Linked DNA regions of Mus musculus: region 2 is linked to region 1. The links are chromatin loops, found by intact Hi-C in ENCODE. Cell type or tissue: heart. All regions are shown on one strand. Links, peaks and the distances in the headings refer to the core of each region. The heading gives the core; the rest is flanking DNA. Region 1 holds the start of Gpam (glycerol-3-phosphate acyltransferase, mitochondrial). Region 2 overlaps Tectb (tectorin beta).

Region 1 (5,347 bases), core at 1-5,000:
AGTACCACCACAAGAAAATGCATGCTTTTCAATTAGTTTAATAAACAAGTTTCCTGTTTTTTATGTTTTAGAGTTAATTTCCATTATAAAACTCAGGCTTACTAAATATAAGTTGTGTGGTAGATACTAAAAGGAAAAAAAAAATGTTTAAGCACACTACACAAAACAATGGTTACTATTTTGCCTCCATACAAGAAGTTTTATTTTTTAAATACAATTACTGCTCTGAAATTTTCCACCCATTTTTTTTTCTTCCCAGTTAATACTACCAAAAATTTTAAATCTTAGATTGTAAAAACACCATTTCTAAGAGTCGGAAGCAGTTTCTTTGATGATTAATCTCTACTTGATATCACTGCAAACATTTTAAGTGGGCTGTGATGAAGGCTTCTCGTCAACTTACCCAGTCCTCACTGGTGTGTTTACATCGGCCAAGGCTGTATTCCGATGAACTGGGCAGATAAGAAACGTCTATTGTGCCAACTGTCACTGAAGACTCCTCCATGGCAGAACGTGCAAGTCCCAAACCATGTGCTGTAAGAAATAAGCACTACTCAAGGAAGTATCCAGAGAGTAACCCCGGGCCTCAAACTGCTCATCTCCTCACAGTTCTGCTTAGTAACAAGATATTACATGAACTGACAGATTGCTAGTGTAGTGAGTAGCAGCAAAAAGCTATAGCTTGGTGGTAGAGTGCTCATCTGGCCCGATCTGTTTACATGTCTGCTAAACTGCCCTGACCTCAAAGGTCAACATTCACAGACCAGTATTTTCCGAACATACAAGGATACAGCAGCTGTAGCCTTCAGATTCCTGGGCAAAACTGTCATGAGAAGTCACTTGTAAAAAAAAGGAAGACAACTTCAAAATAAGGCACTTGTAATAATACTGGCTTGCAACGAATAATTATTTCACTTTTGTTAATAACTGAGTATCCCTGGGAGGATAGAGACAAAAACTTTTTTATTATTTATTTATGGATGTGTGTGCATGTATAGGCATATACATATGAGTGCTGGAGGAGGCCAATACTGCACATCAGATCCCTGGAGCTAGGTCGTGAGCTACCTGATGCAAGTGCTGGGACCAAACTCTGATCCTCTGAAAGATCAGCGGGACTGTTAACCACTGCGCCACATCTCCAGCCCCAGCGTAAGCTTACTTGGTAAGACATTTTATATGTATGAATGCAGCTTTTTTTAATTTTTAAAAACCTTATATCATCTTTATTTAATTATTTTAGCTGCTGGCTTCCCCCTGCCCCCCAGCATTAGATTCTTCTCTTAAAATCAAAATCCACCTTCAGTGAGAGAACACTGTTCTCTAAGAGGAACACCTGGACTCTTTACAATCCCCACGTGGATTTGCTCCGATAACTGTTTAGCCTCAAAACAACATCTGCCCTTAGCCGTTCAGCATAAGCAATCAGCTGACACCAGAGATCAGTAAAGCACCCCATCTGGTGGGAAAAGTTCTTTATTATAAAGATTCGACGCCCCCTCCCCCTACCAACTTCCGGTTCTGAATGGCCACACAACGGAGGGGGGCCGGGAGTGGGGGAGCACACTGCAGCCTGAGAAAAGAAATGAGGCGATCGGAGGAGGAAAGGGAGGCTTGTGCCAACAGACGTCCAAGCCTTGCTCCTCCAGCCCCACAGGGTTTACTTGAGGTCAAGCCAGATTTTTTTACAGGAGAGGGGAGGAGAATAAAAGAAAAGAATCCCAGAGGCTCTAAACAGCAGTGCTGAGCAGGGAAGAAAACAAAATCTGACAGTGGGCCACAGGCAGGGGCAAGGGGGCCCCTCTGGAGTTCAAGGCCCCGTCTGCACACCACGCATGTGAATTTGGACAAGTTGGTTAACTACTACGCCTTGCTTCTCCCATCTGGAAAATGGGCAGCATGCCACCCGACAGCTGTGTCCGGCTGCAGGGAGGGCAGGGGTCTCCATAGCACGCCCGGGACACTGTGGGGTACGCGGGGCTGCTGTCAGCGGGCGGTCCCTGGAGCCAGCTGCTCGCGGAGTCCCCCGCTGCCTCGGTTTCCCTCCCGGCCCCCCGGGACGGAGCGTGCTGGGATGTCAGCCCTGCTGGTGCTGTCACTGCAGCCCGGTCCCTGGAGCGATACCGTGCCCACCCATCCGGGAGCCCGGCCCACTCCAGGGGGAACCCGGGTGTCCGCCCCGGACTCTTGCAAAGCCTCGGGCGGGCCCAGGGAGAGCGGCGCCCACCCACGCACCTGACCCCGCGCTCCGGCCCAGCGGCGTCTGCAGCCGCAGCCCGCACCGCGCACAGCGCACCGCGCTCCTCTCCACCCGCCCGGCAGCTCGCGCCTGGGCGCACGCAGCTGCCAGCGCTTCGGCTCTGCGCCTGCTGCAGCGGCGCGCCGCGATGACGCGGGCGGCGCGCGGCAGTGACGTCGGGGCTGCCGGCCGCCAGGCTTAGCGTAAGGCGCTTGGAGGAAGGGGACGGTGGGGACGGAGAGCATGGGGAGTGAGCCTGATGTCTACACTGCCCAAGCTGCATGCTTCGTGCATCGGCCGGTGGGTCTGTCTGTCTGTCTGCCATCTCCCTTGCGTGACCTCAGCTAGCCTAGGCTAGCACCAGGCCCTGTCCTGTGGCGGAATGCATTCGGGCTGCGTGGGTTTAGGTACTTGTGCGTGATCTTGCCTTTTTGTATGTGAGACCAAGCTCAATTTGTGAAGAATGAAGAGGCAAGGACTGCAGAGTGCAACGTTGTGAAATGTCTGAGTGACCGAGCCCGCAACGGCGAAAAAAATGTAGAATAGACAAAGGAAGGCTTGAAAGATAACTAAAAACATGCCCATAGCTCCCTAGAACCCAAATGCCTGGGCCCAGCACATCAGACATAAACAGAGAGGCCGCTCCTCTCCCTCTGTCCCCAGCAGTTGTCCCTGCTGTGGCCCGGAGATGCTGTCCCTCTCCTGTTGTGCTTCTGCCTCTCATCCCAGCACTCTGTAGTCCCAGAACTGCTTCTCCAAGCCTTCCCTTCCACCCCATTCCTCCATTATCACAGCCTCCTGCGACATCTCAAAGATTAACCAGAGCACCATGTCTCAGGTCCTCATCCATCGGTGTCAGACTGCAAACCCATGGCAGCGACAGTGCCTTACATCAGGGTCCTAATTAATATGTTATAATAAGCACCCAGTAAATACTGGGAGCTGAGGCACAACAAGAAAAACTAGATTTCCTTAGCTTGAACTTTCCACTTCTCTTTATAAACCCATCCTACAAAGCAAATATTCTCTTCTGGGAAACAACCCCAGAGAGTAGAAGTGGCCATTCATCAAGGACCCTGCCTTGATTTAGCCTCACATGTACCTTAGCAAAAAAAAAAAACAAACATACTTCACTAAGGCTCTCAAGGAGTGTATATTGGCTACAAAGAGTAATTTCTTATCCCAAAACATTGTGAAATTTTGTGCACAGGATACAGGGGCCCTAACAACAAAACAGGCATGGAAGGAAAGCATGAAGAAAAACTTTAGATTGATAAAGAAGATAAGAGAAATGAATTAGACTGACAAAGAAATTCTAAAATGTAAGCCATATGGAAAGTGTGTCTTACATAAAACTCAGTCATAGTGACTCTTCTTGCACAAGAGTGGCTGTGCATGTGAATGTGGGTTTGCCGTGCTAAGTTCTGGTTACATAATGAAAATTGTTTTGGAAACAGGTGGCACCCTAAGCAATTTATTTTATCAGCAGAGTGATTTATAGTAACCAGTCTAGCCAGTCAAGATGGAGCAACAGGGGAGAATTTGCTGTCTTATTTAATACAAGAAAAACCAAACAGGCAGTATAAAACAGTGACATTCAAGAATCAGACATTCTGTACCTTAGGTCGACAGTCCAAGGGGAGGCACACAATGAGCTGAACCCTGTACTTGCTTTGGCTTATCACCTAGAGAGAGTTATCAGGCTTCAGTACAGAAAGAAGGAATTCAGCCAGGTTTAGGTAGACTGAAATGAGGAGATAGAATTGAGAGACTATGGGTGTCAAAGCAGGAGCAACATCAGAGTACCAGAGAGGAGAAAGCTATGTGGCAAAAGAAGCCATGGAGACCTGCAGACACAGGTTCAGGGAAGAAGAACACATAAACATGAAGTGAAGAAGAACACTCACTGTGGCTAGCACAATATGGGGACTGCTCTTGGATCTACAAGTCATAGCTAAAAGATTCTCGGTGGTCATAAAGGATGCTTAAAATGCCTGATCTTCAAAGACTCTAGAAACCTCATTATTTATGACATAAATGATCTCACCTCAGTAGCAGAGCAAAAATAGCCCTACAATAAAGTCATATTATGGTCATATTTAACAACCCTAAAAACCCAGTGCCACCCCTACCCCTTGGACAATTTCAAAAACAAGCATACAAACAAAAGACCACCAAAGTACCCAAGAATAAAGCATGAGGATGCTTACAGGGAACAAAATTTAAAATATCCTGTTCCTCACAAAGTGAGATTCTCAGTGTTTCAAATTGAGATTGTAGGCAGGCATGCAAAAAGAAAAGAAAAAAGAAAACAGGAAAGAGTGATGCACAGCAGAAATGGAGAAACCCATGAATCAAGAATGCTAGAGCTAGCAGAGTTAACAGCAAGTAGAAGAGAGACATGGAAAAAAGATTCAGCCAGATCTAGACCGGGAGAGGATGTGGCTCAGCTGGTATGTGGCTTGCCAAGGTGGCATGCGTGAAGTCGTGCACCCTGTCTCTACCACCACATAAAAGGAGGTGTGGTGATACAGAACAGACCTTGAATACCAGCACAGAAGAGGCAGAGAGTCAGAAGTTCAAAGCCACCCTCCACCATACGGTGAATTTAATGCCAGCTGGGCCACAAGAGACCCCATCTTAGAAATCCAAATCAAAGTCACAAACCTTATAAAAGCATTGGGATTTTTGTAAACATATAAACACATACATACACACCTGTGATGAATTCACAGCAGGTTAAATGTTACCAAAAAGTAAAATAAATTACTTTAAAACATCGTGTCAGAGCTATGTGGAACACAGCACTGGGGAACCAGAAGTAAATAATGAACAGGGACGGCATCAGGGGACTTGGGTGGGTGCATGTGATTGGTGTCCCTGGAGGGAGGAGAAAGATAAACACTGAAAGAATTCATGTCTGGAAGACCTAGGCTGTAAGATATGTCACTGACTTCCAAAGAAACAACAAAATGCTATATATTGAAATCTGAACCTACACAAAGGAGTTACAGGATCTTAAGGACCCCCAAAGTATTTTTTTATTAAAATTACCTTTAAAAGATAGCAGACTGCTTACAACAAAAATAAAAACAATATACTGTGCAG
Region 2 (5,381 bases), core at 148-5,147, 96 kb after region 1:
GCATTTTGATTGAATTGCCAAACCAGGCGTGCCTGTGGACACAGCACTCACGGGCTCCTTGAGTGCCGAGTGCCAGGGGCCTGATCACGTGGACGCAAGGACGTGAGGTTTGTTGAACGTCTTATGAGGCCAAAGCCAAATGCACCCGAGGCATTAGGAAGCGCGGAGCTGAGCTTCCAAAGTGATGGTGCAGTGCAGTGAACAGTGAAGCAGGTATGCAGGTGTCCTAGGGATGTCAGCAAGCCGTCACCACCCAAGCCTGGCTGGGCACTGAGTTCCATAAATGAGCAAGACTCATAGAGACCTGTCACCAAGCTTTTACCTAGTGTGTGTGTGTAGGGGGGGGGGGGGTGGGGATGGTTTACACAGAGGGAAACTGGAACGTTGAGGGGTCCGGAGGGCAGGGCCATGTAAGAGTGTGTCCACAGCCATGGTGCAGGCCCTATAGACTGTGAGAAAAATATCAATGTGGCCTGGCGGATGCTGGGGGTTGTGGGGGGTGAGGTCTGGAGTTGTCCTCAAAGCACAACTACACAAAGGCTGCCTCTTGACTGTGTGTGGCCTGCAATCTAACACAGGTTCTGTACACTTCCCTGCGGTTCTAAAAAAGGAAAGGAAAAAACATGGTGCATAAAAATTCAATGAAGTTAAAATCTCGGTGTCTATAAAGTTTTATTAGAACACAGAGGAGACAGAGACACATGTTCCTGCAGGTGTCGTTGCCTACCGGTGTATTCAGGCTACAGTGACAGTACACTTAGGCCACGCTTGGTGTGGTACCACACACCCGTAACCCAGCACTCAGGAGGCTGAGGCAGGAGGACAGTGAATTTGTGGCCTATCTGGGATACATAGTCAGACCCTGCCCAAAAGTGTAAAGAAAAAAAAAATACCAGATACTAAAAATATCTAGTGCTTTCCAAAATATCTGACAGCCCCTGCTTTAGTGAGCCAAGGAGATGGCGCTCTAGGGAAGGTTCTGAGAAGGTTTTCTCGTAAGCCCCAGGAGGTGCTCCCTCTGAAAAGCAGTGGTTATGCTCTAAAGGGGGTCGCACGTGGTCGGGTTTGTGGTTCACACACAGATCTGATGCGTCTTTCATGCCCCTTTTCAACCTCCACTCTCTCTCTCTTTGCTCACCCCAGGCAGGGCATTTTCCGGCCTCTGTGACTTCTCAGGTAAGACAAAGAGCCACTACTGAGAAGTGTCATGGGGCAATGCTTTTGTGAAGTGTGTATAGGTGTTAGAGATATTTATTTTGGCCCCAGAAAAATCTGTCATTAAAAATATACATATTGGCGTACTCTCGAGTTAGGGGTGGGGGTGGAGGGCAGAGGTCAAGAGGTCTTACTATGGCTGGCCTTCGACCTGAGAGGGAGGAACTGTTTCAAATGGTTGAAGAGCCATCAGACCCCACCCTCTGAGCAAAGCCCACACCACATGGCCTCCCTAAGATTCCCGAATCTGGAGAACATGATTTCCGGTCAGGCCATCTACTTGCTTAGCAAATATTTGAGGCCAAGCTATGACTCTGCTGTTCCTTAGTGGAGTGACAGTAATAAGAACCTCAGCCCTCGATACTCAGCTTTCCTCTGGGGAAACTGGGCTATGAGTGTCCCTAGTATATATAGTACTCTATGAATTAATTATAGTTCATCACTAAACAATACAGTGAACAAGACAAGGTCATGGGTGAAGGCCGGGGGAAGTGCCAGAGCAGGCAGCCATGGAAGCTTCTAAGGGGAGGAGCCAGATGTCTGTTTGCCTAAAGGTCCACAATGTACACACACCTAGTAGGGCCTCTGTCCTCTAGAAGTGGATCATGCCAGCCCCAGGGAATGAACAGTAACAAATGTATAAAATGTGGGGGCTTTACAGCAACCATGTTGCATTAACCCTGGCTGGATTCCCCTGGGCCTGACACAGCTGTTTCTCAGTGCCGTCTCTGGCCCGCTGTTTTGCAGATGTTCTTCTTCACCTCATCCTGATGCTGGGGACCTGGGCTGTGTTGTAGGAGACAGCTGGACAGCTGTAGCAGCTCTCTCCAAGGCCACCCTGAACTATGACACATTCGTTTATTGTGCTGCCAAAAAAAGAACAGACAGAAGACTGCATGGCTGGGGAGCTGGGAACAGCCCTTTGCCAAATATGTGTTCCCCCATGTTTGTGTGTGGATGTGAATTTGGTGAACCTCTGCCTCAGAGCCACACTTCCACTTATTCCGTCCTGCGGCCGTTAGATCCTGATAATCTTCTCCATGAAGCCAGAGAGGAGTGTTCTCTCCTCCGCTCAAATTAGAGCAGCATTTGGAAGCTACTTTCATTATAAAAGACTCTCACACACTCATCACATGCAGCTTAACATTTGGAGGCAGAGACAGACAAACACCAAAAAAAAAAAATCAATGCCAAATACAGAATCCACAGGAATAGCCAACTTTACCCAGCAGGCACTCTGTCATTGAGACAGTACAGTTCTAAGGACCAGCATCGAGCCCCCAGGCAGGAAGTTCCAGTCTTCAACCACGATGTGGAAGTCCAAGTTAAATACAATATATTTACTCAAACTTCTGTAATGGATGAGAAGGGGATCCTTGAGAGCCGCTAGTACCAGTCTGCTTTTATCATAGGGTTTCTTAAATAGATATAATCATTAGGGAGGTATAGATGTCTTATCCTTACAAGAGATTCTATTTCTTTAGTCACAAATAAATAGGAAATCGACTATGAACAAGTAAAACTCATCTCCATTTCACAGAAGAGTGTGGCATTGCCTCCGTGAACTGTATTTGCACGGGAGTGGAAAGACTCTGGCCGAGCCGGTTCTCTGAGAGGTGAGAGCCGAGCTTCCCTCACACCTGTGGTGCCCTGTGCGTTCAATAGCCTAGTGTGTGCTCTTGGAAGTCTTCCTGTCAGGATGGTGGGATGCGAACATCCAAGCCCTGTTCCTTCTTGGTCACTTGTGACTGTGGGGACTGAACCATCCACTCATCAGAAATGTAATGCATACACAGTCAATGACATCACATGACAGCACACTCTCAGAACTGGCCACCCCTGTGACCCAGAGCATGCCAACGTCCGTAGGTCACATTTGGCAATGAGAAGCCAAGTGAACACACCAATCCTGTGAGAGCATGAGCTGTGGTATGACAGGAGAGACCTTGTGCTAAGTCTTTTTTTTTCCCCTTTGTCACTTTCACACTGGGCATTTGAAATCACATATCAGTTTGTCCCTCTGTATTTCATGCCCTTGAGAGGTCTTGATGTCTGTGGTTTACCAATCCTTTTACAACTTGGGTAAATGAACTTAGAAATTGTGTTTGTTTAGCCGCAGGCTAGTGCACGGTGGTCCCATGTATTCTAAACTTGGTATCTAGTTCATGCTCCAATCAGTTTGGAACCACTTCCTAATGTAACGTCAGAGTTTGTTGTAGCTGAGAATTACAGAAAACCTGCTTTCTTGATCCTAGTCAGGAACTCTTACGAAGCACACATATAGCCAAGCTTATAGGTCTTTGGCTGTCAGACTAAAAACAATGTTTGATCCTGATGTATGGTCTTGTATCTCAACCTGGTGCTATGGACTAAATAAAATGTCTGGAGTAAGTAACCTGTGACCACAGTTTACAGTGTTCGTATGTTATGAGAGAAGACAATCCCAGTGTTCCCCCAAAGGTTTTGAGACTTCATAGACTCCAAGAATCCCACAAACTTTCAATCGTTTGTACTTCAAACACTCCAATACTACAGTAGTCTACAGACGAGAGGTAAAGGAGGTAGCCATCTTGCATGGCTAACATTGGAGGGGTGGGGGTTAGAATCACCTGGGTCGAGCCCTGCCTGCAGGAGTCCACTCTCCTGTGAGTGAAGAGATGTGTTCAGTTTAGTTAACTGGTAGCCCCACACGGGGTTTAGTTACCCTTTCTGCCTTAGGATTCTGTGAGGGATTAAGAGAAAGCACCCTCGGTGTAATGTCTGCTGTGAATTCTAACTTGTACTAAACATGAAACATGTATCCAGAGAAAAGAAAGATACATATTGCCTTAGGCATCCTTGGTTCATACACACAACACTAGATACAGATTTGAGGAAACTGCTCCTAGCCATAAAACCCTGTCCCTTTCTGTCTCTCTCCCCTACTCACTCTCTTCTTCTCCTCTTCCATGTGTATATATATCCAGTGGGGTGTGTGTGTGTGTGTGTGTGTGTGTGTGTGTGTGTGTGTGTGTGTGTGTAAGAATACAGGTGCGCATGCAGATATCTGTGTTTGTATTTTTATTGTGTTTTGTGTGATGTACAAGTCTGGATATCAAATGTTTATGTTATAATATTAAATGAGGCTAGATTTAACAAAGTCTGTTATTGGCATATAATTTAGGCAAGCAGATGGGCTAGGGCCATAAGCAAATGTACATCTTTGATACAAATAATAATAATAATAATATAATAAACAATTACCTTATTCAACCCCATCTCTGGAACCGAATAGAATTTTCTAATGCCCTTTTAATATCACGATATTAGATTATGTGGTTGCTTCATTGTTTTGTTTATAGCTCTACTAGTCCTTAATGTTGCGTTATTGCTTTTTAAAAATGTCTCCTTCCAACTAAACTGCAAGATAAAGATGAAAGAAAGTTCAAATTCTCTTCACTTCCAGTGCGTCAGCTAGCAGAGTAAAAACACATGTTCCTAAAGTCCATAAAATTCTCAGACAAATGGATGGATGGATGGATGGATGGATGGATGGATGGATGGATAGTGGGTGGATGGGTGTGTGTGTATGGATGGATGGGTGGATGGATGATGGATGGATGGATGGATGGATGGATGGATGGATGGATGGATGAGTGGGTAAGTAAATGGATTGGTATATGGATAAATAGATGGTTGAATAGAATGATAGGTAGATGGAGGTTAGGGGGATAGATGGGCGGGTGGGTAGACGGATGGACAGATGGGTGGGTGGACAGACAGATGTATGTATGTCATGGGGCTGGTCTAAGAGCTGCATAAGTTATTATGATTTGTTTTCTTTAATGATGGAACAAAGTATTTAGAACAAGAAGCCATGGTGCTCAACAAGGGAAGAAGGTAGGAATTGAGTTCAACAGGAAGATGGACTCGCCCATTGTCTCCATGCTGGAGGGGGAGAAACTCCCTATGTAAATGCTGTCTTCCCTCCTCCTAGTTGGCCATCTAAGATGGTCATCCCTTAATGCTGAAGACTGGGGGGAAACAGAGCCTCTTGCCAGAACTTTGCCAAGGAGAGGATTGTCTGAAGGTCAGAGAAATCAGTCCTGTATCTCAGGGAAGAAACGAGGGGAACACTCAAGGGTGGTTCTGAAGATGGGCTAATACTGGGAAGTCTTTCCTTGGTT

The links. Hi-C counts contacts between places; a loop is a spot of excess contacts. Peaks named below come from ENCODE experiments on the same cell type or tissue, not always from the same donor. Only the 100,000 strongest peaks of a DNase experiment are listed, where the experiment ranks them.
Region 2: it touches region 1 in a loop (3-fold over the local background); 19 of 42 quality-filtered maps call a loop at or near these places.

The regions. Positions count from the first base shown.
Region 1 is chr19:55,097,094-55,102,440 of GRCm38, forward strand. Gpam (glycerol-3-phosphate acyltransferase, mitochondrial) reads right to left here and starts at 2,384. Exons shown (of 21, transcript NM_008149.4): 1 at 2,236-2,384; 2 at 404-534. The coding sequence starts at 505. Gm31356 (a long non-coding RNA gene) reads left to right here and starts at 2,450. Exons shown (of 3, transcript XR_001782666.2): 1 at 2,450-2,539. In heart, for the core only: no CTCF peak of the experiment used is centred there; DNase peaks (open chromatin) are centred at 1,588 and 2,278; H3K4me3 peaks cover 2,023 bases; H3K27ac peaks cover 1,766 bases.
Region 2 is chr19:55,192,697-55,198,077 of GRCm38, forward strand. Tectb (tectorin beta) reads left to right here. Exons shown (of 10, transcript NM_009348.4): 9 at 1,144-1,176; 10 at 1,963-3,617. The coding sequence ends at 2,012. Mir6715 (microRNA 6715) reads left to right here; the gene lies at 1-38. Among named protein-coding and RNA genes, the nearest start is that of Mir6715, 2.7 kb to the left of the region's middle. In heart, for the core only: no CTCF peak of the experiment used is centred there; a DNase peak (open chromatin) is centred at 2,025.